Regions from separate parts of the Mus musculus genome. Here all the other regions are linked to region 1. Evidence: chromatin loops called from intact Hi-C (ENCODE). Cell type or tissue: left cerebral cortex. All regions are shown on one strand.

Region 1 (8,000 bases):
CATCTCTGGGACTTCTACTGACCAGTCAGCCTAAGAAGTAAGCTCAGACAATGGAAGAAACTGCCTTAAGAATCAAGATGATGGCATTTGAGGAATGGCATCTGAGGTTCACTGTTAGGAGCGGGTGTGGCGGCAGTCCCAAAGGCGCCAGGGACTGTAGCTAAGTCGTATGACTTGCACCTGACTTCCTCATATAAGCCACAAACATCTTGAGAGCTGCGCAGGTGCACCAGGATACCGGTGAATCCAGTTTGATGGAGATATGCCCCTTCTGCCCTGATTAGCTGAAGCTGCGTGCCTGGTGAGGCGGCGTGGCCTGCTGTGCGTGGATGAGAGTATAAAAGGAGTGAGAGGCCCAGGGTTTGGGGGAGATATAAACAAGAAGAATCAGGACTGAATAAACTGCTGTTAGAAGGACTGGTGGTCGTGTCGTTCTTGCTGGTCGAGAGCGGACACGACAGTTCACATCATAGCCACGGTCAACAGCAGAGAGAAATAAATGCATGCTTAGTGCTTAGCTAGCCTTCATAGCTCGTATGGTCCAGGACCTCAAACCAGGGATTGTAACCCCAACTTTCTTATGTGTTTCTGGAAGCTTTGCCATCAGAGCCCCCAAATGGTGCTGTTCCAGGAGCACCTGGTACATAGATGCACATCTGTACTTTAAGAGAACAGACCTGTCACACTACCTCCCCTCCAACTGAGGTGACAGGCAAATCTCACTACTTTATGTTAGGAGAAGAGCCACTCTAGGGAATTTCTTTGAAGTTTACCTAGTCTTGTGAAATATGTTGTTTGGCTGAGATGACTATGAAATATTGTTTTGTTTTGTTTTGTGTTTTTAAATGAGAAATGCCAGTACAACTTGCAAAATTTTAAACTGAAAAATCTCATGACCTGAGTTGAATCCCCTGAACTCAGATTGTAGAAGAAGAAAACTCAATCCTGCAAGTTGCCCTCTGACCCCCACATGCATGCTCTGACACCATTCATAGCACGCTGATAGCCCTTCCAATGCCTTGTGGACTCTGTTTTAACATGTGGCCACAGGGGACATATCTTACTGTCATTTCTGACCTTGGTGTTGCAGGAAGCCCAAAGGAGGAAAGATGTCCTTGGCCTGGCCTAGCCTACAGCCTTCATCTGCTAGGCCCCAGTCCCAAGGACCCCAGAACTTGCCAACTATCTTCAGCCACTAGGAGATAAGCCATTTGGTTCCATCCCTCCAGTTCAGCTGGCCAGTGAAGTAAGCAGACAATGTCTTTGTGTTTTCTAAATCCAAAGTATCTTTTCAAAGAAAAGTGTGCCAGCAAGACTTAAAATCGAGGTCTGTTCTGATTGTCTCCAAGTCAAGTAGCAAAGGGGCAAAGGTGAGGGATGTGCTTAAGCAATAAAAAGAGAGAAATCCCAACAAAAGCCACGAACGTAAGAAAATGGATAGACCCTGAAGAGACCCGCAAGGGTATTCGCAACCTTCACAACTGTGGAGCGTGTGGAAATGCTTATTTGGTTTCTTGAGAACTGCCTGTTTCCTCTTGGTAACAATTTGATTACACCCGAAAGTCTTCTTTCCCTGGCCCAGCCTGCTGCCGCAAGGGGCCAGCTCCCTTTGTAGGTCTTCCCAAAGCCGCCATCTTAGATTGGCTATGGGTTCTCCCTCCTCTGTCCAATGCTCTTCCTCTCTCCTTCTCTTCTCCCCCTCAGCAGTACATCACGGACTTCCAGACAGCTAGTGGGCCTGCACGGCCTGCACGAATCCACAAGCCCACTAGAAGAGAGGAGTTTCGGTTTTTGTTGGGTTAATGTTCTGTGAAGAGACTGGACTGTAGAACCACTCGTCTTTAAACAGACTCGTGAGTGAGGTAGGAAAAAAATATATCTAATGTGGTACAGAATAAGAGGATGTTGGAGAAAAAAAATCCCCATGTTCTCTTTTAGTTAGGAACCAACACACAAAATGGGGAAGGAAAGAGGCTCAGACACAACCGACGCCGGGGTTAGGGAGGAGTTTCTCAGAATCACTGATTAAAGTTTGCGGCAAAATAGTTTTCTAAGATTGCTGTTTATCCAGGCAAAAGCAGGCACTGTTTCTCACTGCCTCTGTGTTTGGAAGTTCTTGTCTTTATTACATTAAAGGTTCAGGTTCTGTCATGGTTTTCAGATTGTAAATGCCCCCCCCACCCCCCCACAGGCCCTTGTGCTGAGAGCTTAATTCTCAACAGGTGGGGGCTGTTCTGGAAGGTTCTGAAAACTTTAGAATATAGTATCTCCTAGCTGAAGTAATATGTCACAGTATGGATTTGAAAATGATACTGGGTCCCCAGTCCCTCCTTAGAGCTCTGTGATTCCTATCCACAGTGAGATGGATATTTTTCTCCACATGTGGTATTGGACCAAGCAACCACAGTGGCAGCTCCCTGAAACTGTGACCATAAACATATTCTTTCTCCTTTGAGCTGTTCTCTCAGAAATTTTGGTTATAGTTGCACAAAAAGAATTAACATAGACCCCGGCAGGGAGGTGGTGGCACGTGCCATTACTCTCAGCACTTTGGAGGTAGAGGCAGGCAGATCTTTGTGAGTTTGAGGTCTACAGAGTGAGTTCCAGGACAGCCAGGGTTACACAGTGAAACCTTGTCTTGAAGGCAAACAAAAAGAAACAAGACAAAAAAAAAAAAAAAAAAAAAAAAAAAGAATTAACATAGGCTCAAACGTTGTGAAAATACTTTTTTTTTTGCAACTCAAATATGAAACTTAAGGACAATTTCTTCTTCTTCATCATCATCATTATCATCATCATCATCATCATCATCATCAATCAGCAAGCCAATCCCACCTCCTGATAGACTGAGAAAACAGAGAGCACAGAGGCCAAGGGACCAAGGGAGAGCAGGGGCACTAGGGTCATTGTCTTCTCAGCTGAGAAGTGGGCGTGGCTTTCCCCAAAATGCCTTTCAGCGAGTAGACCCCCGCTCCCAACGATGACCGAAGAATATCAGACATTTCCAAAATTGTGACTATGCTGGAAATTTGATCTATGGCTTTACTTAGTTACATTCTGGTCCAGTTCTTAGTGTTGCCGAGGTAACTGACCAGCACAGCGGCCAACAAAGGGACTGCAGAGGAAATAGGTGTCATTCTCCAGAAAGCAGATTTTAAAAAGTAGCTTTGACAGCCTCCTGGGGGTGTTACACGTTATAGCTCAATAACAGCTGTCGTTCACACTGATGGATCAGGGCAACTGACACTAGACTGCACTGTCTCTCTCTCTCTCTCTCTCTCTCTCTCTCTCTCTCTCTCTCTCTCTGTGTGTGTGTGTGTGTGTGTGTGTATCTCGTGCCTGCGTGCACGGAAAAAGGTTATTTGGGAATCTACAGTCTGCCCCTTACGTGAGCCGAAGTCCATTTGCACTGAGACGTTCAGAGAAGAGGCAGTGTAGGGAAGCATCCGGCTGTAATTTTCACAGTGCTAGCTACCAGAGTTCAGGAGGAAACAGACGTCATCATACTCCTTCAGAAGGAGGATCTGAAAGGCAACATTGTGCCCTGAGAACCCAAGACAGCAGACGCAGGATTGGAGGGATTGGGGGACTTCCTGAAGGTATGTCCGAGACGACTTTTCATATTTAAACATGAACATGCCTACTCATACACATTCCATAGAATATGACTGGTCCCGCCTTCCAAGCACTTTCAGGCCTTCTGCTCACTTGGTATTTTTCTGGTATTATTCTGATGGTATTTCCAGGAGATGGGGGTGGGGTGGGGTGGGGTGGGGGAGGAAATAGCAATAAAGAGAAGCTGGTTCACAAGGTATTTGTGTTGTCTTGATCTGTATAGGTTGCATGGCTTGGTAGCGTACATTATATAGAGCTATTAAATAGACGGTGCTCAAAATTTTTGAGGCAGGAAAATAAGGCATATTTACAACACAATTTCACACACGTCTACCGGCTTGTGACCTCAGCCTCCCCTTCTCTACAACAGATGTGATAGCAGCAATAATGATAAAGATTTGCTCACACGTTCACATGACCATGAGAGTGGAACTTAACGAAGTTGGGGGGGGGGGGGGGGGAGACCTGCCTGCAAGCCACAGGCGACTGGCAGACTAAGGTCAGGGGATAGTTTGAGCCTGGGGATTGCAAAGACCGCAGAGCTGGATTCTAGAACTTTCTAATCACTTAACAAATATTTATACATGAATTAATAGTGGATGAATGGAAGGAAAGGAGGGGAGGAGGAGAGGGAAGGAGAGGCAGGGAGGGAGGCCCTTGCTAAGGGTCCTTGCAAAAATCGAATTCCAGAAACTGCTCCCTAAATCTGGGATATACAGATGTATGACATTCCTGTTGGGGCTTTGCACAGAATTGTTCTATCTAAGGAACTCTTGGCAAAGTGGGGCCAGTGCTCTGAAGCCATCTTCATGCAGTAGTAGCTCTACAGCTCAAGTTTCTTAGGGAATGGTTTACAACAGTATCAGGAATAATAGTGACACCTAGTGACACTTCTAGTTATTGTCTCTAAAGAATCGCACTTGACAACTGATTTTTGTTCTTTGTTTGTTTTGCTCCACAGAGACTAAGTACAAAGGTGACAAGTGTAATTGGCGATTGTCACCATTTTTTTTTCAACCCGAGAGCTCTTTCTTCAAAACTGTCGCGTGTGGGCCAGCCTAGTCTACAGAGTGAGTTCCAGGACAGCCAGGGCTACACAGAGAAACCCTGTCTCTAAAAAACCAAAAACCAAACCAAATCAAAACAAAAACTAAACTAGCTTCATAACAAAAGAAAAAACTGCAGTCTGATAAACTTTCACATCCTCGTTCAGTTTCTGAATGGCGTTCTCATGGGATTTCTCCATACTAGGTTTTGCAGTAGTTTCTACATTCATATTTCAAGGCTTGTGCCCATACTGTAATGCATAGCACCTTTAAAATTCTCCATATTATCTTACTTACCAGTTTGGGTGTTTTGTCTGCATGTATGTCTGTTTACCATCTGCATACCGGGTGCCCAAGGAGGCCAGAAGACAGAGCTGGATCACCTAGAACCGGAGTTACAGCCGTTACGAACCTCCTCGCATGCTAGGAACCAAACCTGCTCCCTCTGCAAGAGCAACAATTGCTCTTAGCCAAGAGCCGCCTCTCCAGCCCCTGTAAGGCATAATAACAGTGACAGACTTACTTATCAGACTAAACAGTGATACATGCATGGGTCACGCTTGAGCTCGTAAACACCTCACTGCATCGCGCTCAAGAATGCTGCTGCATCGTGAAAGGCAGGCAAGCTGAGGTCTGCTCTGAAGAATGCCAGAGATCACTCTAGAAAAGATCCGAGTCAAGAAAAAGATGCTAAAGGTCCACACTGAGCCCAGGGCAGCTCTTGCCCAGGCTGTCACCTATTCCTCCCTGAGAGATTTTATCAGTACAAGATACGTTTTGTCTGTCATAGGTTTTTCTCCCTAAAGCCTTCCAAACTCCCCCCACCCTCCCTGCCCCCAACTCTCAGCCCTGCTCAGATTAAGATGACAACCACCTGGCCTCAAGTCTCCCGTGAGACTGCAGGGTAGAGCCTGCAGATAGATTTGTACAACTTCCCTCCTGTTTGTCTATTGTCAGTCTGGTCCAGTGTTCTGGCTAGTTTTATGTCAACTTGATACAAGGTGGTCATCAGGGAGGGGGGAACCTCAATTGAGAAAATACCTCCAATAAGATCAGGCTGTAGCAAGCCTGTAGGGCCTTTTCTTAATGAGTGACTGATGGAAGAGAACCCAGCCCGTTTGTGGGTGGCACCACACCTGGGTTTTTGTCCTAAATTTATACAAGCAGGCTGAGCAAGCCATGAGAAGCAGGCCAGTAAGCAGCTCCCTCCATGGCCTCTGCATCAGCTCCTGCTTCCAGGTTCCCGCACTGCTGGAGTTCAGGCCCTCACCTCTTTTGACAGTGAACTGTTACATGGCACTGTGAGCAACATAAACCCTTTCCTCCCCAAGATGCTTTTTTTGTCATAGTGTTTCATCACAATAGTAGAAACACTAAGACACCCAGTGACTCACATTGTTGAGCTTTTAAAGAGTAGAGGGATATTTCAACTTCCCTCTAACTGAGAAGCATCTTGACCAAGCCATGGGAGGCAATTATTGTAGGCTTAATGTTTTTTTGTTTGTTTTTTGTTTGTTTGTTTTTGTCAGAAAGCTTAGAAGCTAGATTCTGTCTAGTGAGGCCAAGCTGAGCAAGCAGGGTAACTTCTGTAGCTTGGTCTTCTTACCTAGAAAATGAGATAACCGGGGGCTGGAGAGATGGCTCAGGGGTTAAGAGCACTGACTGCTCTTCCGAAGGTCCTGAGTTCAATTCCCAGCAACCACATGGTGGCTCACAACCATCCGTAATGAGATCTGATGCCCTCTTCTGGAGTGTCTGAAGACAGCTGCAGTGTACTCATATATAATAAATAAATCTTAAAGAAAGAGAGAAAGAAAGAAAGAAAATGAGATAACAATGCATACATTATCCAGAACCTAGTGTCTTGAGAACAAAATGTAATGACAAAGGCTTTTGTAACTTCTGTACAAAGACAACAAATTGCTGGTGTCTTCTCAGGTCATCACTCTCCTGGGTCACATGAGTTGTGCTCAGATTGCATCCCGACGCTTACTAGCCAGCTGTGTTACCCTGAGACCCCACTCCCATGCCTCAATTCCTCTCCCAGACAAATAAAACCACGAAAAGACCAGCCTCGGAGGGCAGTAGTGTATCCAGCTTAGTACAGAGTGATACCGGAGAAGTTGGGGTCCCTCCTAGGGGCTCTCAGTTTTGTGAACAAAAGGATTTAAGAACAGATTCATAGGAGAGCTTAAGGCCAACTTCATTTAATATAAATACCCAAGAGAAGCACGCGGTAAACCCGGACGGCTGCCTGGAAGAGGCTAGAGAAGAGAAAGAGAAAAATCCCTGCTGCACGCACGAGTGAAGACTGCACGGAGATGAGCCCCAAGGAGGACACTCGGCCACAGGGGAGCTTTAGAGATAGGGCAAGGAAAGCCAAAGCCCCAAGAAAAGCACACTTGGGCTCTGGCCAGCTTCCAAAAGAGAGACAGAAGGGAAGGAAAAGGAAACATTGTGCCTTTCTGAGAGCCAGGACTGAGGAAAAGCGGGCAGACACAGCAGGGCCTCATGACAGCTCTGGAGCAGCAGCAGCCGGGGGATTCCAGACGGAACAGTGTCTCACTGTAGTCACCTTTTTAGCACAGCTTTGGGTGGGCCTGCCTTCCTGAGGGTTGGATCCTTGGCCAAACGATTGACCCGCCCAACTGGATTAACTTCTGTTTGTGTCAGAGACAGGGTCTCACTATGGAGCCCAGGCTTGCCTGGAAGTGACTATGTGGACCAGGCTGGCCTAGAACTTGAAGTGTTCCTACTGCCTTTGCCCCCAAAGTGCTAGAATTAAAGGACTTTGACATCGCCCCTGACTCTGGGTTAACTCTTTCTCTCTCGGGACTTATTATTTATGTGTCTATGTGTGCATATACCTACAGAAGCCAAAAGTGGGTATAAGGTCTGTCCCCTGTAGTTGGAGTTACAGGCAGGTGTGAACCACCTGATGTGGGTGCTAGAAACCCCAGTCCTCCCCAAGAGCAGCAAGCATTCCAAACCGTCTCCCCAACCCACTGGATTAACTCTTAAAGGCAGGAGACAAGAAGGATCAAATTTAATCCTGGCACTAGGGAGGCAGATCCCTGAGTTCAAGGCCAGCCTGGTCTACAGAGCGGGTTCTAGGACAGCCAGGGCTACACAGAGACATTGTCTCGAAAAACCATCCACCCATAAGGTGGTGGTGGCGGTGGCAGTGGTACAACTGGACAGATGGCTCAATGGTTAAGAGGACTGTTTGCTCTGAGTTTCTGAGGACCCAGTTCAATCCCAGCAACCACACGGCAGCTTGCAACCATGTCTAACTCCACCTCCAGAGGAGTCAACACCCTCACACACATGCATGCAGGC
Region 2 (8,000 bases), 440 kb before region 1:
CAGTTAAAGATGACAACTAAGGGCTTACTGGTCTTTTGGACAAAGACTCATCTTTAAACTCTAGTGCATTTGAGATTGTAGCATACAAGACTTGACAGGGTGACATGTGACTAGCAGAATATATCAGTTTCTTGTTCCAGGTGTGTGTGAGTGTGTGCACATATGTGTGAGTGTGTATGAGTGTGAGTGGGTTTGTGCATGTGTGTGCATGCCTGTGTGAGAGTGTATGTGTAGATGTGTGTGTGTGCATGTGTGTTAGTGTGTATGAATGTGTGTGTACATATGTGTGAATGTGTATGTATGTGTGTATGAGTGTAAGTGAGTGTGTGTGTGTGCGTGTGTGTGTATGTGTGTGTGCTTGTGTAAGTGGTCTATGTAGCACTGACACACTGATTTTGGTTTGGAATTAGGTTTTATTTTTCTCCATTTTGGAGTTCAGTGTCTTTTAGTGGATCATTGTGACTTAGAGTTTAGTGCAATCAACCTTTCGATTAATTAAGCTCAGTATCATTTATTTTTGCTCACTTTGGAAGAGCGTGTGTTGCTAGGGTCCATGGCCAGAGAACACAGGCAGGATTGACTCATGTGGAGTTGCCATGTATTATGACTCTAAGACACAGGAATCTCAAATTCCATATGTTTTAAAATCACAATACCACTTAACACATTTTCTGTCATTTGCCAGGGAAGTTTGGTGGAGAGGGAAAAATCTTCCCTTTTCAGGCATAATTAAGTTAATGTTCATAATCTGCATTGAGTTATATGACATTGCTGTAGAGAGTACTCATTCATCTGAAGAGTTAAACCCATACTTTTGTCTAAAGGGACAAAAGCAGATGCAGTTTTAGCTCTGCTTGTAGGACCCACTGACCTAGTTCTCAAGACCCTCACCCCCACCAGCAGACCATAACATGTCACATGAGTGGCATCATGACACAGAGGGCATTTTTCTTCTACACACACACATACACACACATGCACAAACCCACTCATACACATGCACATACATACATATATATACACACTCATACACTCACACACACTCACATACTCTTTCTCTCTCTCACACACACACTCATATACTCACACACACCCACTCACATACTCTTTCTCACACACACACACTCATACACTCACACACACTCACTAACACACTCACTCACATACTCTCTCTCTCTCTCTCACACACACACACACACACACACACACACGTTCATCTATGTTCTTAGGCTAGAAGGACAGTGGGAATGAGCTTTGGTTTCTGTCCGTGAACAATTCCCAGTTGGAATGATTTCCAAGTTAGCGGATTCTTCAACACTTGAGCCCTCTCTCTGTAACTGAAAGAGCATGACATGGGAGTTATTTGATTAATGTTAACACAATCAAAAGAGGTAACAGGGAGAACGGTGCCCAGGAGGGCATCATATATTCCTCATGCTTCTTTGGACCAATTTCTTATTTCTAGAATTTGGATTCTCTGGGGAATCACCTTCATAAACAGAGAAGAACTTTTTTTTGAAGCTCTGATCCTACAAATGTAAGAAAATACAGGGCTCGCCTTTAAAGATGCTCCTCTTTGTTCCTTCAAGTCTAATGCTGTGCCATACTTGATGTCTGAGCCAAGGAGGCTTCTATACTGAGTTTTCTAGATACGCAATGTTTACTTCATATATCTTAGACCACTGTTCCAGTCCCTTCAGAGTTTATAATCATTGTTCTCCATGAACTGGAAAGCTGAACCCATGCTGATGAAATGGAAAAACTACCTTTGAAGCATAGTAAGGCTTATTCTGTACACGGGGGTGTGGATCCACCTCACCTCCGCTTAGGCACCTGGCCTCCCACACGCCTGCATAACACATGCATGCTTTTGAGGTCTTTGATCTCTGATTTATGAAATCAGATTTTTTTAATTGGACCATTTCACAATAGCCACAGAAGAATAGCTATGAGGTAAGGAACCTCCCCCTCCCCCTTCTTTTCATTGATCCAAGTAAAAAAGGCATTACCTTACCTTTCCCGTCTTGTTCTAGATCATTAATCTAGGAATGGCCTGACTCCTCAGTGTGATGACCTAGTGTTGGTTCTTTTAATTCAAAGACCTATTCAACAACCATGAAAGAAAACGTCTGCTTCCTGCAGCCTTTGAAAACCACAATTTATTATCAACCTTCAGGATTGTTCAGGCCCCTGATCTAACTGTCTAGGGGCTTAACGTCTTATTTTTATTTCCTTCTAAATTGTCATTTTCTGAGTAATAGGAACTCCTCCTTGTAAACCTCCCATTCGCAATGTCCCTGGACAGTCTGGACACTGTAGCTTCCATAGATAGAGGGTCTATAGTGACCATCCTATAAAAGGAACTTCTGAAAGCATTTGCTTCTACTTACTCTTTCTTCAAACGACAAAAGGAAATGGCTTGGCAAGAATTGTCATCTCAGAAGACATGACACAAGTGGACACTCGGCCTGTCAGCCTGGGCTTTCTGTTCCCCACTGTGTCTCACATTCTGCTAAAGCCTGAAGGCTCTTTTCACATCCCTGCTTATTCATGTGCACTACCGTCTTCAGAGGTAATGAGGTCAAAGAGGAAGTGGGAGGGTGATCTGAGACAACATGTGAAACATGTTTGTACTTTAAAAGGCTTATAGGAAACAAGTGTCCTTGTCAGCTAAGTGAGTATGTGCAATTTGTAACTCTGTGGTTGCCCAGGGCATATTGTATTTTCATTTTATTTACTGTTTTTGTGTGATGTGTGTGTGTGTGTGTGCGTGTGCGTGTGCGTGTGTGTGTGTGTGTGTGTGTGTGTGTAGTGCCTGAGTGGAAATGCATGTCCACATGTGCCACACATGTAGGTGGAGATCAGAGGCCAACCTTCAGGAATGTGTTCTCTCTTTCCTCTCTGGGCTCCAGGGATTGAACTCAGATGCTCTGCTTGCACAGCAAGTGTCTCTATCTGCTGACCCAACTCCTTAGCCCCATGATAAGATTTTTGAACTCTTCTTTCCGGACCCAGAAAAAAGTGGTTGTGTTCCTCCTGTTAGAAACTGATCCTTTCTGCTTTCTAATGGCTCACTGGAGGTGAATTATTGTCCAAAAGAAGACAAACAGAGCAGGGTAGATCCATTTTTTAGATATGTGATCTTTAGATCCAACACTTAAAGCTTTGAGGGCTCAGGGTCTGGAATCTGAAGACTATCTGCTTCTCCCAAAGCATCCAAATCTTGGCACTCAGAATCTTTCACCTCACTTCACCGGGACAACAACTGACAATAGTTATCTATAGTTTCCAAAGGGATATGTGATGTGACACATATATATGGCATATGTAAATGACACATGCATACAATGATATATAGGGTGATATACATTAGGAAAATGAGAACAGCTGCAAAGAAGCTGAGAACTGTGCGCAGCTAAACACTACCTGACATGAGACAACGTGGTATCTACGTGGCTACAAGCGACTACAGCCGTATCCCATGGAAGCCTGTATGAAAGCCCTTTAGAAGTCCTATATCACTGAGTGTCTCTCAATCATTGCAGTTGAGAGATAGCTCCCGTACGTTTGTGCATAAGAGTGACATTGAAGGGGTCTGAAAACCTGAGGATTTCTGGCACCAACCCAAGAGATCCTGACGACCTACATCTAGAGTGACTCAATAGAATCCATCAAGAACCACGGCTTCTACAGAGCTGTAGGCTTATTGTCCCGTGTACTTTCCTGTAGGGGGCAGTAGAGTCTAACCGATCGAAACGTGGGCTTCACCCGCTCAGCCAAGCTTTGAAGTTATTGCTGGATTTCTACATTACTGATGCTTTTGTTTCTTATTCTGTATAATGGGCATGATGGCTGCATTTGTTTTAGGGTGTTAGGGAAGAGAGTTGAGCTCTAAATTTAGGAAATCAATTCAAATTATTGTGTGGAAGGTTTTCAAGGTATAAATGTCTAGCTACTGACGTTCTTTGTATGTTCTCTTTGTTTCGTGTATCGCGGCACCTCTTCTTCCCCTTCTGATTTGTTCCTTCAAAACAAGGTCAGAAGAGGCATGTCTGATTCTGCGGACAAGGAAACCTCCTGCCCACCCCACCCGTTTCTCCCTATCCCATCTATGTCCGATGATGGTAGCTCTTAATCACATCATGGACAGTTCCTTTATCAGCTGCCAACTAAGCATGGGAAGTTTGTGTAAGTGAAAGGGTCACAAAGAGCCTGTCCAGATCTTCACCTCAGTGGAGCAGAGCTCCATGCAGTCCGGTGTTTGCTGGTAAACAACAATTCTAGCTGTTCAAGTGTCTATTCGCATGGGCCTTGCTTTTATCTTTATAGCTTCAGTCTGCCAACCCTCCCCCGGACCCCCATGCCATTCTTCCAGGCAGCCTTGCAAATCAGCAGGATGAGTTTAATGAACAGCAACCACTATGGTTATGTCTACCAGGTCACTGAGCCACCCATCCATTGCATCCTTGATGGGCTTCACTAGCTCTCTTGAGGAATGTCTCCTCCATGACAACCAGACAGGCAGGACCTTCACAACAGTTGAAGGATGGTGGTAACAGGTCCTGGGCATTATCCTCCATTGTTCTTGCACAAGGTCCTCAGCCAACCTTCCCATTCTCCGAAGCCAGGTGCATCATTCTTTCAAGTCTGTAGAATTCCAAAGAACAAAATGTCCCTCTCAGGACCTCCTCCCCACAGAACCATGGCCAGCTCCAGGCTTTCCTCCTCAGCCAGCTGTCTCTTGGCAGACAGTCCTGAGTCTTTCTACTACACTTGCTTCCCGTGACCACCCAACCAGTGGGAGTAAAATCCATGGGATGCTCTCAGAATTTCATGGCATTGTGTCCTGCCTGTAAACGCAGATGAGCTCAGCCATCTTTCTTTGTTGTCATTATAAAAGTGAAGGTGAGTGGAGGGTGAGATGTCCTCTCATCTCAGCAGGACCCTGTTAACTCACAGGGACCTGCATTCTATTCTTAGAAACCCACCTGCTTGCTGTCTTTTCCATGGGCATCATTTGGCTGGCAACTGTCCCATCAAGGATTAAGTATAGAGAGAAGTATTCCCCCTTTAAAATTCCTTTAAGGGTTCCAGTGTCTTGCAACACTTGAAGAATTCATGGGCTTTTCATTCTCGTTCTCTTCTTCTCTCATTAAGTAGCAGAAGTTTAGTTGGCTTCTCTGAGTGTCAGAAAAAGTAACTGTCATTTGTTTGCAAATGAAACCTGAGCTTTCTGCAAAGGACTCCCCTGCAGATTCCGTCCCCCATAACACTCCTCCAGCCTTCCAGTTGATTTGAGATAGTTTCCTGTTCTCCCACCTCTTGGAAATATTCCATAGCACGCTGAGCAGACACTTTTAGTCAAAAAAAAAAAAAACCCACCTATAAATAGCTGATTTTCCCTTGGCCCTGCCCTCTCTCTGAGGCATTCATGAAGCAGTGAACCATCCAGCAGAAGCAAGAGCTCTTTGTGAGGGATCTGTGCTGAGGCTGACGAAAACTCAAATCCATAGGCTGAAAATTGTCTTGGGGGTTGATCTTCCTTATTTGACTTGTGCACTCACTGCACAGAAAAAGAAAATGAAGAGAGAGAGAGAGAGAGAGAGAGAGAGAGAGAGGAAGAAAGAAAGAAAGAAAGAAAGAAAGAAAGAAAGAAAGAAAGAGAGAGAGAGAGAGAGAGAGAGAGAGAGAGAAAGAGAAAGAGAAAGAGAAAGAGAAAGAGAAAGAGAAAGAGAAAGAGAAAGAGAAAGAGAAAGAGAAAGAGAAAGAGAAAGAGAGAAAGAGAGAGAGGAAGGAGAAGGAAGGAAGAAAGGAAGAAAGGAAGAAAGGAAGGAAGGAAGGAAGGAAGGAAGGAAGGAAGGAAGGGAGGAAGAAAGAAAGAAAGAAAGAAAGAAAGAAAGAAAGAAAGAAAGAAAGAAAGAAAGAAAGAAAGATTGCATTTTGTGCCAGGCGATCTCATGAACCAAATCAATAAAATATGAATAAAAAATTTAAAAAAATTTTTAAAAGTCACCTATCAACTTTAATGCTTTGAAAATATGTGCTTGGACTTTCATGCTACTTTTAAAAAGTAATTCTAAAGCCAACTGTTCCTCATTAGATTCAATTTGTAGGTCTGAAAAACTGGTCCCTGTGGCTTATCCTGAGTGGGGAATTTGAAACTGTGATCTCGTGTATCCTCCAATGACAGAACTTTGACTGGCTGGCTGGCTGGAAAGCCTAGTCTCTTGTAGCCCATATCCCAGCAACCATCCCCATCATCAGGCTTACAGACATAGGACTCAGAATATTTGGAAGCCTGAGCCTGTGTTGTATGGGACCTTAATACCTTCCTTCACTGATTCTACTAAAAACAAACCTGGCCAATCAGTCCAATATTCAGGGTTAATTATACCCTCTTCTCCTTCTGCCTTTGCTTCCAATGCACACTGCTAAGTAGAAGAAAACGGAGCGATGGCCCCTCTTCCTGTTGCTTCAGCTCCTCTCTCGCTTCTCGCTTTTTTTATTTCTTATTACTTAGGAGGAATTTATTTGTATCTCACTTTGTGAGATCCAAAACTCACCCAAAGTCATCCATTTGCAGACTGAGTTCTGGAAAGACTCCATCTTAAAAATGGATGGAGCAGTAACAACTTCAAAGTCTTCCTTGGTTCCTCCTGTGTGGTAACACTCTTTCCTTGGTCACATGAAAAGAATCCAACCACCATGGTGATCTGTGTGCTCGGAAATAGCTGCTCTGGACCCATGTCTTGCTTACTCCACCTACAGAGTCTGTGGAATTTGATTGTAAACCTTCCTTTTTAATGCCTATAATAATCAATGACTTAATAATTAATGACTTAATCCAATTGGTGCTGCTTTATGTTCATGGGCTTGGAGCCATCCACCAGATCATGAGAACCCTAAAAGTGGCCATACCTCAAAAGAGAGGGACTCACATTCCTCCAGCAGCCACTAACTGCCAGTGGGCTCCTCAGTAAGGAGTAGGGTCTGCAGATCGTCTGCCTCATCGCCACTCAAACTTTGGGTGCTTACCAGAGAACAACACATGGACACCAGAAACAGAGATGTGAACAAAATGTAACCCACATGTCACCCGACAGTTCTCCAGCCTAACGTCTATAAGATGATGATTTTAACTGTGTTCACAGAATTGTCAGCCATCAAAACAATTTCTGAGCATCCTACCACACATAGATGGAATTACAGGACTATTTAGTCATTATCCATTCCTTCCTTCCCACTGGTGTGTGTGGTGGTGGTGTTGTTGGAGATGGCAGGATTTTATTCTTTCTATGGACATTGTTTATCTACCATACAATTTCCTTTATTGGTTTACTTGTCAATGGACATCTGGGATGTTGTGACTATTATTTTAATGATCAGAATATCTTTTTAACAGTCAGATTTGTATGTTGCTGTATGACTTATTTTTACTAACAAAGATGTCTTTTTAGCATACAGATTTCTATGTTGAAGCTCTGAATGGTTTAGTGGCCATGGGCGTGTACTTCTACGGCAGTCCCAAATTTAATAGTTCAAAGAAATCCCATACTTTTTTTTATGATACCTATCCAAATTTACATCCTCACCAAAATACAAAGTGTCCCCTGTCCCTGATACTTGCTGGCACTCACTTGTTGCTTTTGTGATGGTTGTGACTATCCTAGCAGGTGTGAGGTGCAACCTCAACTTAGTCTGATAAACCCCAGTCTGAACCTGTTTTAGCTACATTTTGCTACTTTCTTGTCTTCTTTTGAGAGTGTTTCTCTTTTGCTCACTTCCAAACTTGATTGCTGGGTCTGTCTCTTCCTGAGTGTTTCAGTTCTTCGTAAATTCTAGAAACCAGCTGCTGGTCTGGTGGCTTGTTTGCATATACTTGCTCCCAGTTGGTAGTTGTCTAGGAACTTTCTGAATGTTTTCTTTGCTATGCAGAGAAAACTGTGTAGACAGAGATCCTCACATTTCTCCTTTTTGCCATTGTCATCTGTGCTTCTGAA
Region 3 (8,000 bases), 540 kb before region 1:
TGTTACCTCTTTGAGATGTTCCCATCGATATTTTTTTTTTAATTCCTAACTATAGAACAAAAGCTGAGTTTTGTATAGAGTTGTGTTTCCATGCCATATATTGAGAGAGGATAACTGTAAAAGCCTTAAAAATAAATTAGTTTCAGATGTGAAGCTTCCTAAAAAACAATGAGCTCAAAACAAAGTGAGCTCCTCGGGTTCCCACCATCTGTCCTTTCGTCTCCCAATCTCAGCTGTTCGCTTCCCCATCCTCTACCCAAAAATGCAGAGGTGAGCTGGACCCAGGGCCATGTCTCTCTCTATTCTGTGGTCTCCACCAAGAGCACAGTCTCCAAGAACAACCCTAGGGACCTCTTACACCCACTTAAGAAGCTTTTATCCCAATACTGCTGCCACCAGTGCATTTTCCTCCTGGTTTAATATATTAGGACCATGCTTCCCTAGTGTCTGTGACTGCTAAAATCTTGTTGATGAAGAAGAAGGAGGAAGAGGGGGAGGAGGAAGGGGGAAGAGGAGGAAGGAAGAAGAGATGTGAGTCCCAGGCATCTCTTGGGCAGTAAGACGTTACATGTGTAACCAGTGCTAGCATCTGTGGCAACATCCAGGAGGGTTCTGTCAGCTAGCATCACAGTAACTAATACTCGCAATAAGCAATCTATTTTTAAGTCTATACATGTTTATTTTGGCTCGCAGTTTTAGAGCTTTTGGTTAATGGGAAGTTGTCCCATTAGGGAACGGGGTTTGTGCTGAGGAAACAGAACTGGAGAGTGGCACACAGCACTGCATCTCATGGCAAAGAAGAAAACTGAGAAAGATAAAAAGACAGTTTAAAAAAAACTAGCACAGACATTGCAAAAATAGCAGGGAAGAGCTGCTTAAAGACTAGAGAGTAGAAAGAGAGGAGGGGGCCAGTAGATGCCAACAGACGTAGACCAAACTGTGGAGGTTAGTACAGTGGCGCATCCAAGTATTGAGATGTGTGGACCGGGTGTGACCACATGGTTTAAGCAACAAATCAATGGTTCCCGTTTGACTAATCATTTTTTTAAACTTTGCAGTATTGCAAATGCATGTCTATGCTATGATCTGGCTTTTGCTTTCCATAGTCAGTATTCACCAAATTATATGGCATAAAAGCATTTTTATTATTAAGTGGATTTTCTGTGTCATGATTTTTGTCCAACCGTAGGCTAAAGTAAATACGCTGTGTATTTTAAGGAAGCGGAGGTCAAGCTGTCTGGGAGGTTACGAGTGTAAAATCCACTTTCAGGTTATATTTTCCGTGGTTTAATAGGCTATCACCTGCTATGACTGGAAGGGCATCTGAAGTGCCCCAGAAAGCACGCTAGAGCGAGACAGGCACACGGATACTGATGACAAAAAGACTATGGTTTTGGCTGCTTCCTCTAGAAAACGGTGCCAACGCGACAAGAATTTTTACTTCTCCAAACCACTCCACAGAAGCACAGCAACTAGAACAGCAAAAACAAAACCCCATGGCTGACTCAGTGATACAGAAGTACTAAACTGCATCACTTTGAACCAAATGTGTGTGTGTGTGTTTTTTTAATATTTGCAGATTGCATGAACTATTAGTTATACTATGGCATGAGTGGCTTTCCTAATGTGTTACAAAAGACAAAAGGAAGGCTGGGGGCTTCCTGTTACCGCCAAGAGACAGAGAAATTAAAGTCATCATAGCTGTCGCCACAAAGCTTGGAGGGTCAGTCTGGGAGGAGCAGTTGAAATCTCTCTGGCTATAGTATGTGGGTGGACATAGAGAACCCTGTGAGCTGGGATAGCCTGAGCCCAGCAGACACTGAAAAGGGGCTCTCAGCACACATCTTCTCTAACCAACCCCCATGTTAAGGAATAAATGTGGGAAATAGAATCCAAATGGAGCAGGAAGATGGCTTAGGGGGCAAACAGACAAAGAGAAAGGCCAGATAGATGTGACAGAAGAAGAGAGGCACCAGGAGGCATGTGGGGGAAAAAGGCTATGGAGAAGGATCCATTAGCCATGGGGTTACATTCCAAGGTCCCTGCTGGCTCCATGGGTACCACTGAAGTCTAGATGCTCTTTCTTCCTATACTCATACCAATGTTAAAGTTGAGTCTGTGAACCTAAACATGGTAAGAGATAAAATGTAATAATAAACCAGAATGAAATATATAAACAATACATTCATATTCATCTCTCTCTCTCTCTCTCTCCTTTTTCTGCTGACACGAAGCAAGTAGACTGTACAGCATAAATAACCTATAACCAGATGACTCATATCCCTGATTGGATGGACTCAGGCAACACAAAGGATTGATCTTAATTACAGTACTTAGAATAATACCTAATTTTAAACTTAGGAAATGTATTTTGGAAATTTTCCATTTAATGTTTTTGGCCTGCGTGTGACTATGGGTGGCTGAACCATCAGGAGAATGAGTCATAGATAAAAGGGAGATTTCTGTGTTTGTAAATGTGTCCTAAGAAGAGAAAAGACAGCCATAGATCTCAGAGCCGTCTGTAGTGTGGCATCTCTCACATAGTGAATGGCCAGTAAAGGACGCAGATCAGGAGCTGTGGATCTGTGAAGACAGCCATCCTGTCTCTGAACAGAAGCCAGTAACAGTGATGCCTTTAAAAGTGTTGCCCATGCCGGGCGGTGGTGGGGCACGCCTTTAATCCCAGCACTCGGGAGGCACAGGCAGGCAGATTTCTGAGTTCAAGGCCAGCCTGGTCTACAAAGTGAGTTCCAGGACAGCCAGGGCTATACAGAGAAACCCTGTCTCAAAAAAAAACAAAAAACAAAAAACAAAAAAACAAAACAAACTAACAAATATATATATATATATATATATATATATATATATGTGTGTGTGTGTGTGTGTGTGTGTGTGTGTGTGTGTGTGTGTGTGTGTGTATGCTCACTTTTCTAGGTAGACAGGGATCTGTAAAATATTCTTTACTTACCTAACGAGGGAGAATGAGACACACCGATAGAAATTAATGTTTTATAGCAATATATTGATATGTTAATAAAAAAAAGACTCACAGCATTTAAAAATAAACCTGTACCTTCGGGAAGAAGGAGCCAGACTAAATAACAGAGAGATGGTCACCAGATTCATCTCGTAAATTTTACTTTAGAGTCACATGAAGCTTCACATCATCATAAAACAAAATTCAATTGAAAGCAATCTGTAGGAATCAACGGTAAAATGAGAGCACTGTGCGTATCTGTCCAGCAGGTGGCGCAGCAAGGCTAAGAGGAGAATGCCAAGGGACTTCAAATTAAGGGCGACATGCATATCCCAAGCTCGCCATGCTTAGGCCAAACACACTGCAAGGAATTGTGAGCTGATTGTTATCCTTACCCCCGCTCGGGTGTCTCAGGATCTACTCTTACGGTGGTGTGTGTGCGGGGGTGTGTGAGTAGACACAGGCATCTTCAGAGCACAGAAAATTGACAAATGACAAAAGAAGATTAAAAAAAAAAAACAAAAAAAACACAAAAAACCCCGTTCTGCGCTTGAGTCTGAGTAAGACATACCATAAATTCATGAAGGTTGTTTTATTAGATAAGTGTTTCCTAGTTTCTGTTTTCAGAAGGATTTAGAAGGTGCTTAGACCCTCACAATGAGACCGTGGTCTCTGCCACCTGTCCGGCCAGAGATGGGTTCCTAAAAGAGAGATAGATTCAGTCTGGGGGCCAGGAACTTAAGCTCTTCTTATCCATACCACAGATATTATATATCTCTAATATCCCACAGGAAGATAATAGTCGCCGTCAAATAAGAGTACGGGTTTTTTTTTGTTGTTGTTGTTGGTTTTTTTGTTTGTTTGTTTGTTTTTTGTTTTTTTTTTAACTGTTTTGTGTTGAAAACGGGTTTAAATCTTTACTCACAACGCAACAACATAAAATACCACCAGGGGGCAGTGCTGTCAGCTAAGCGCTCTCTGGGGATTTCAAAGTGGCCTATGGGATGTGGTAACATTTCTCGTGCTGACTTCTGAAGTTTGCGCAAACTCTGAACTAGCTCATAATCTTTTCTAGAAAGAAATACCTTTTAACTATTCTTGCTGTTCCCCACCCCCCCAAAAAAAGAGGAAAAGTGGATATGGTTAAAAATAGTAATCATAAAATTTGTTAAAGGGTAGCAATTTCTAGTGTGTGCGGAAACAGCATGCAACTTGAAGCTGCATCTTCTTGCAAGCTCTGTCCTTTTCACACTGTCTTCCCAGCATCTTGGCAACTCTGTCGCTTCTGATATTACCTGAGAATAGTTTCTATTCTCAGCCTTCAGCTTTCTCTCTTAGTTCATTCTTAGTTCAACGCAACTCAGTTTTAATTCCAATTCAAAAAAATATGTTAAATAGTAAACTTGGATGTTAGCCCACTGCCTTATAAAAAAAGGAACAAACTAAAATGCCAAAACTAAAGAACAAAGCTATAGAAACTTACAATTTTCTAAAATCTTGCCAAGTTTTTGTTGTTGTTGTTTGATGGTTCAGTTAGGGGAAACATATCTTCTTTGTTTTTACTGTTTTGTTTTAAGATAGTATCTTACAGTGTAGCCCAGACGACGTCCAACTCATCCATCCTCCTGCCTTGGTTCAGCCATCCCAAGTGCTGAAACTGTGAAGGCGTGCCACCCTTCCCTGGTTTATAGTTCACTTTAAAAACACACCAGTCTGTCCACAGAGATTTTGTGCTAGAACATGTAGTGCTGGGCACAGACCATAGAGAATTCATATGTGGCCATAACAACAGCATTTGATGCCCGAGTCAAAATCTAGCTGAGTTCCGTCCGCAACCTCAATATGCAGTGACTCTTCCAGTAGACAAGCAACAACACAGTGTGTGTGTGTGTGTGTGTGTGTGTGTGTGTGTGTGTGTGTGAGAGAGAGAGAGAGAGAGAGAGAGAGAGAGAGAGTGTAACTAGACTCTCTGATTACTACATGAGCTGGGTTCTGAACTCCTCTCTGACCTACTTAAATTCCGATTCCTCATTCCACACAGTTCTCGTGATTTATTTCTCGAAGTCTGTGTGGAATGTGTCATTAGCAGCAGGTGGTGGGGGTGATTATGAAAATACGTGATTAATACCATTAATCCTGCTTGGTTCTGATTCATTTGCTCAGGTCTTTTGTACCTGGAATTTCAGTGGCCTAATCTCTTGGCATTTTATGCATAATAAGCAGCTTGCGATTCGGACGCATGTTTGTGTGACTCGAAATTTCAATTCATTGTAGTTTCTATCAGGATTTCGATAACTTTGGTTCCGCCATATCAGCCAGAATTGTGGGGAAGGAATCTCACTTACAATAAGGTTGCAATGAATTTAAACCAGGGATTATTTTCATATGCAGTGGACAGGCTGGAAGGAAAGTAATGGGAGAGGCTGGAATGCGCAGCACTGTGTCCAGTAAGAAGCTGTCACCGCCACAGGCCTATAGGGACAGCCAAGAAGATGACTAGTTCTTTAAGAAGCATAGTTGTGGTGTCCTCAGGAGCTGCTGTCTTGGATGGAACCACAGTCCACTGACAGAACACCAAGATGAGGAAGAACAGAGTCAGGGACACCCATACCTGCCTCTTCCCCTTCAGCAAGAGCCTGATCTTAGCCACCCAGAGAAAGAAGGGGACAGAGACCCAAGTGGTGGTGGTAGCCATGGAGAATCACAGACCCTGAAAGCTGTAGATCACCTCGGGGGGGGGGGGGGATCTCTGCTTTGATGTGTGTGTCTATTTGATTCATAACTTCCTCCCCAAATCCAAAGGAAGTGACCCTTTAAGGAAGACTTTCCTTAGAAATGTTAGGCATTGATGTTTCCTGCATCATGTCTGATGGCTTTTGTGTGGTTCCGTGGGAGACATCTGCTATTGCATAAAAATGTGGAGTTTAATTCTTAACATCATGTGACAAACTTTTAAGTGGGTTCAGGATCCCTTGATGCTAGAGAACTCAGACAAAGACCCAAGCAGAAGGGATACAAGTTAACTCCCCGTTGCTGAATTAGCCCAGCCTGGGCCACTGCAGTCCTGCCTTCTGGTGTGGTTAATTGAAGCTTTTGTTTTCCAGTGCAAAGCTTCTTACCACTTTCATCAATCATGAGTCTTATGACTCCAGTGCTTCCCAATCCCCTTCTTGAATTCTCACTGAAAGGATGCATGGAAAGCAAGTTTAGGATGTTTCACCCTAAACAAACTATCATTAAAGATGCTCTACCAAGAAAGCAATGGATTAAAACCCTCCCGTTAAAAAATGCATACTAATCTAAAATGTATCAAGTAGATATAAACGTGAGACGTTGTCACCTGTGCCCTGCACTACTAACCCTACCTGCCCTTGGGGGTTGGAAGTGAGGTGGCACAGAGTCCATGGCACAGACACCAGGAGCAGGTGAGAGACACTGCAGCAAGCTCGTCTGGACAGGACTGAAAGCTCCTTTAATACCCTCTACCTGCACCCTATTGGTCCCAAGAAGCATCTCTTTTAAACGGCAGTTTCTGATTGGCTGGCATTGTCTGCACCAGCAATCCTTGGGCTCTCAGGCAGTCCTCAATTAGGTTCTCCTGCCAGGGATGGTTTTGTGGCTTTGAGCGGTTACAGAGAGCCCCCACCCCACCAGCACCATCCCACTGTTCCTGCTACAATAGTGTCTCTCATCTAAAACCTCCTGACTCTTCAAGACCTGTCTGACTTCTTTCCAGGCACTTCTCCGTCTCTGCCTGAGTGGGTGGTCCCTATACAAGTGGCCTGTGGGCAGAGATGGGCTTCTGCGTGTGAACCACCCCCAAAGGGCTGTCTTGTCATCTGCTTGCCATTCCCAGATAAGCCACTGATATGGTTGGGAACAAATGAAATCGATTCTTCTAGATAAATGAAGAAAAATCAAACCTCTGGGAGACCTTTACACAACCCAAATCAAAATAACTTCTTACCTTTGAACTGCCTTGGTCAGAATTAGAACTGAATTTCATTACTCACATGAGGAATGTATTTAGCATGATTGAATTCTCTTGTGAAATGTGGGTTACGGTACAATTTCTTCTCATTTCTACAAATAGGGGTTTTGAAGCTTTTATGGGGACCATTATTACCTGGAAAATCATCTTGATTCAAGGAAAAAGTTTAATTCTTTCTTTAATTATTTTTGTGTTTATCGTCAATATTGGTATTTTTAATTCAATTGGTTTGGGTTTTTTTTTCCAGATTGTACAAGTTAAAAATCAATGACTGTTGAAATAAATCTGTGAACTTTAATTCATTCTGACCTTTTAAAAATGTTGTAGTGGTGGCAACAGCCTCTGGGAGGCAGACACCAGTGAGTTCTCTGAGTTCAAGGTCAGCCTGGTAAACAGTGAGTTCCAAGACAACACATGTCTCCATAAACCACAACAGCAACAACAACAACAACAACAACAACAACAAAAATTTCTAAGAAAGAGCTGGTGAAGACAAAATTCCATCAGCATCACAGAGGAGTGGAGCAGGGCACAGAGCCCCACCCTAACCAAGACACTGTTTGTCACTGATACCTGCTGGGAAAGGGAAAACCAATTTTCTCCAGTGGGGCGCCACTGAGTATCTCAACCTTGATTGGGGGGCGGGGGGTGTTGCTTTGTGCTCAGCATTGGCCAACACAAAAACAGACTCAATATTTTTTGTGTACTTTTGTTGTTGTTGTTACTATTTGGTTTGGGGTTTTGTTTGTTTGTTTGTTTTTCCATCTTTTGTGTGTGTTTAGTTTTCTTGGGTTTTGTTGTTGTTTTTTTTTTCCAGAGAATAAGAGAAGGAGATAGCATGGATTTGGGTGAGTAGGATGTGGGAGGAGTTGGGGGTGGAGAAAGACTATAAATTTAAGGCAATAAATAAAACAACAACAACAAAAGAGCTTGGGAGATAGCTCAGTGAGCTAGCACTTGCCACCAAGCCTAGTGACCTGAATTCTCTCCCCAATCCACGTGATGGAGAGAAAGAATTAACTCTTCAGACTG

What was found. A loop is a pair of places that touch in the nucleus more often than their neighbours do. Peaks named below come from ENCODE experiments on the same cell type or tissue, not always from the same donor. Only the 100,000 strongest peaks of a DNase experiment are listed, where the experiment ranks them.
Region 2: it touches region 1 in a loop (5-fold over the local background); 10 of 42 quality-filtered maps call a loop at or near these places.
Region 3: it touches region 1 in a loop (4-fold over the local background); 3 of 42 quality-filtered maps call a loop at or near these places.

Annotation. Positions count from the first base shown.
Region 1 is chr17:70,964,345-70,972,344 of GRCm38, forward strand. It overlaps Gm46595 (a long non-coding RNA gene), which reads right to left and starts at 5,177. Exons shown (of 3, transcript XR_001782184.2): 1 at 4,959-5,177; 2 at 3,389-3,524. Gm41611 (predicted gene, 41611) reads left to right here and starts at 3,534. Exons shown (of 2, transcript NR_168105.1): 1 at 3,534-3,599; 2 at 4,577-7,461. In left cerebral cortex, CTCF peaks have their summits at 3,095 and 4,514; a DNase peak (open chromatin) is centred at 4,494.
Region 2 is chr17:70,523,626-70,531,625 of GRCm38, forward strand. All of the region lies in intron 2 of Dlgap1 (DLG associated protein 1), which reads left to right. Among named protein-coding and RNA genes, the nearest start is that of Gm46581, 79 kb to the right of the region's middle. In left cerebral cortex, a CTCF peak has its summit at 3,717 (motif pointing right); DNase peaks (open chromatin) are centred at 17, 2,485, 3,731, 4,765 and 1 more place; H3K4me3 peaks cover 3,416 bases; H3K27ac peaks cover 4,545 bases.
Region 3 is chr17:70,426,644-70,434,643 of GRCm38, forward strand. The region is part of intron 1 of Dlgap1 (DLG associated protein 1); the gene reads left to right. Among named protein-coding and RNA genes, the nearest start is that of Dlgap1, 5.9 kb to the left of the region's middle. In left cerebral cortex, CTCF peaks have their summits at 3,243 (motif pointing right) and 3,928 (motif pointing right); DNase peaks (open chromatin) are centred at 788, 1,454, 3,264, 3,940 and 1 more place; H3K27ac peaks cover 1,072 bases.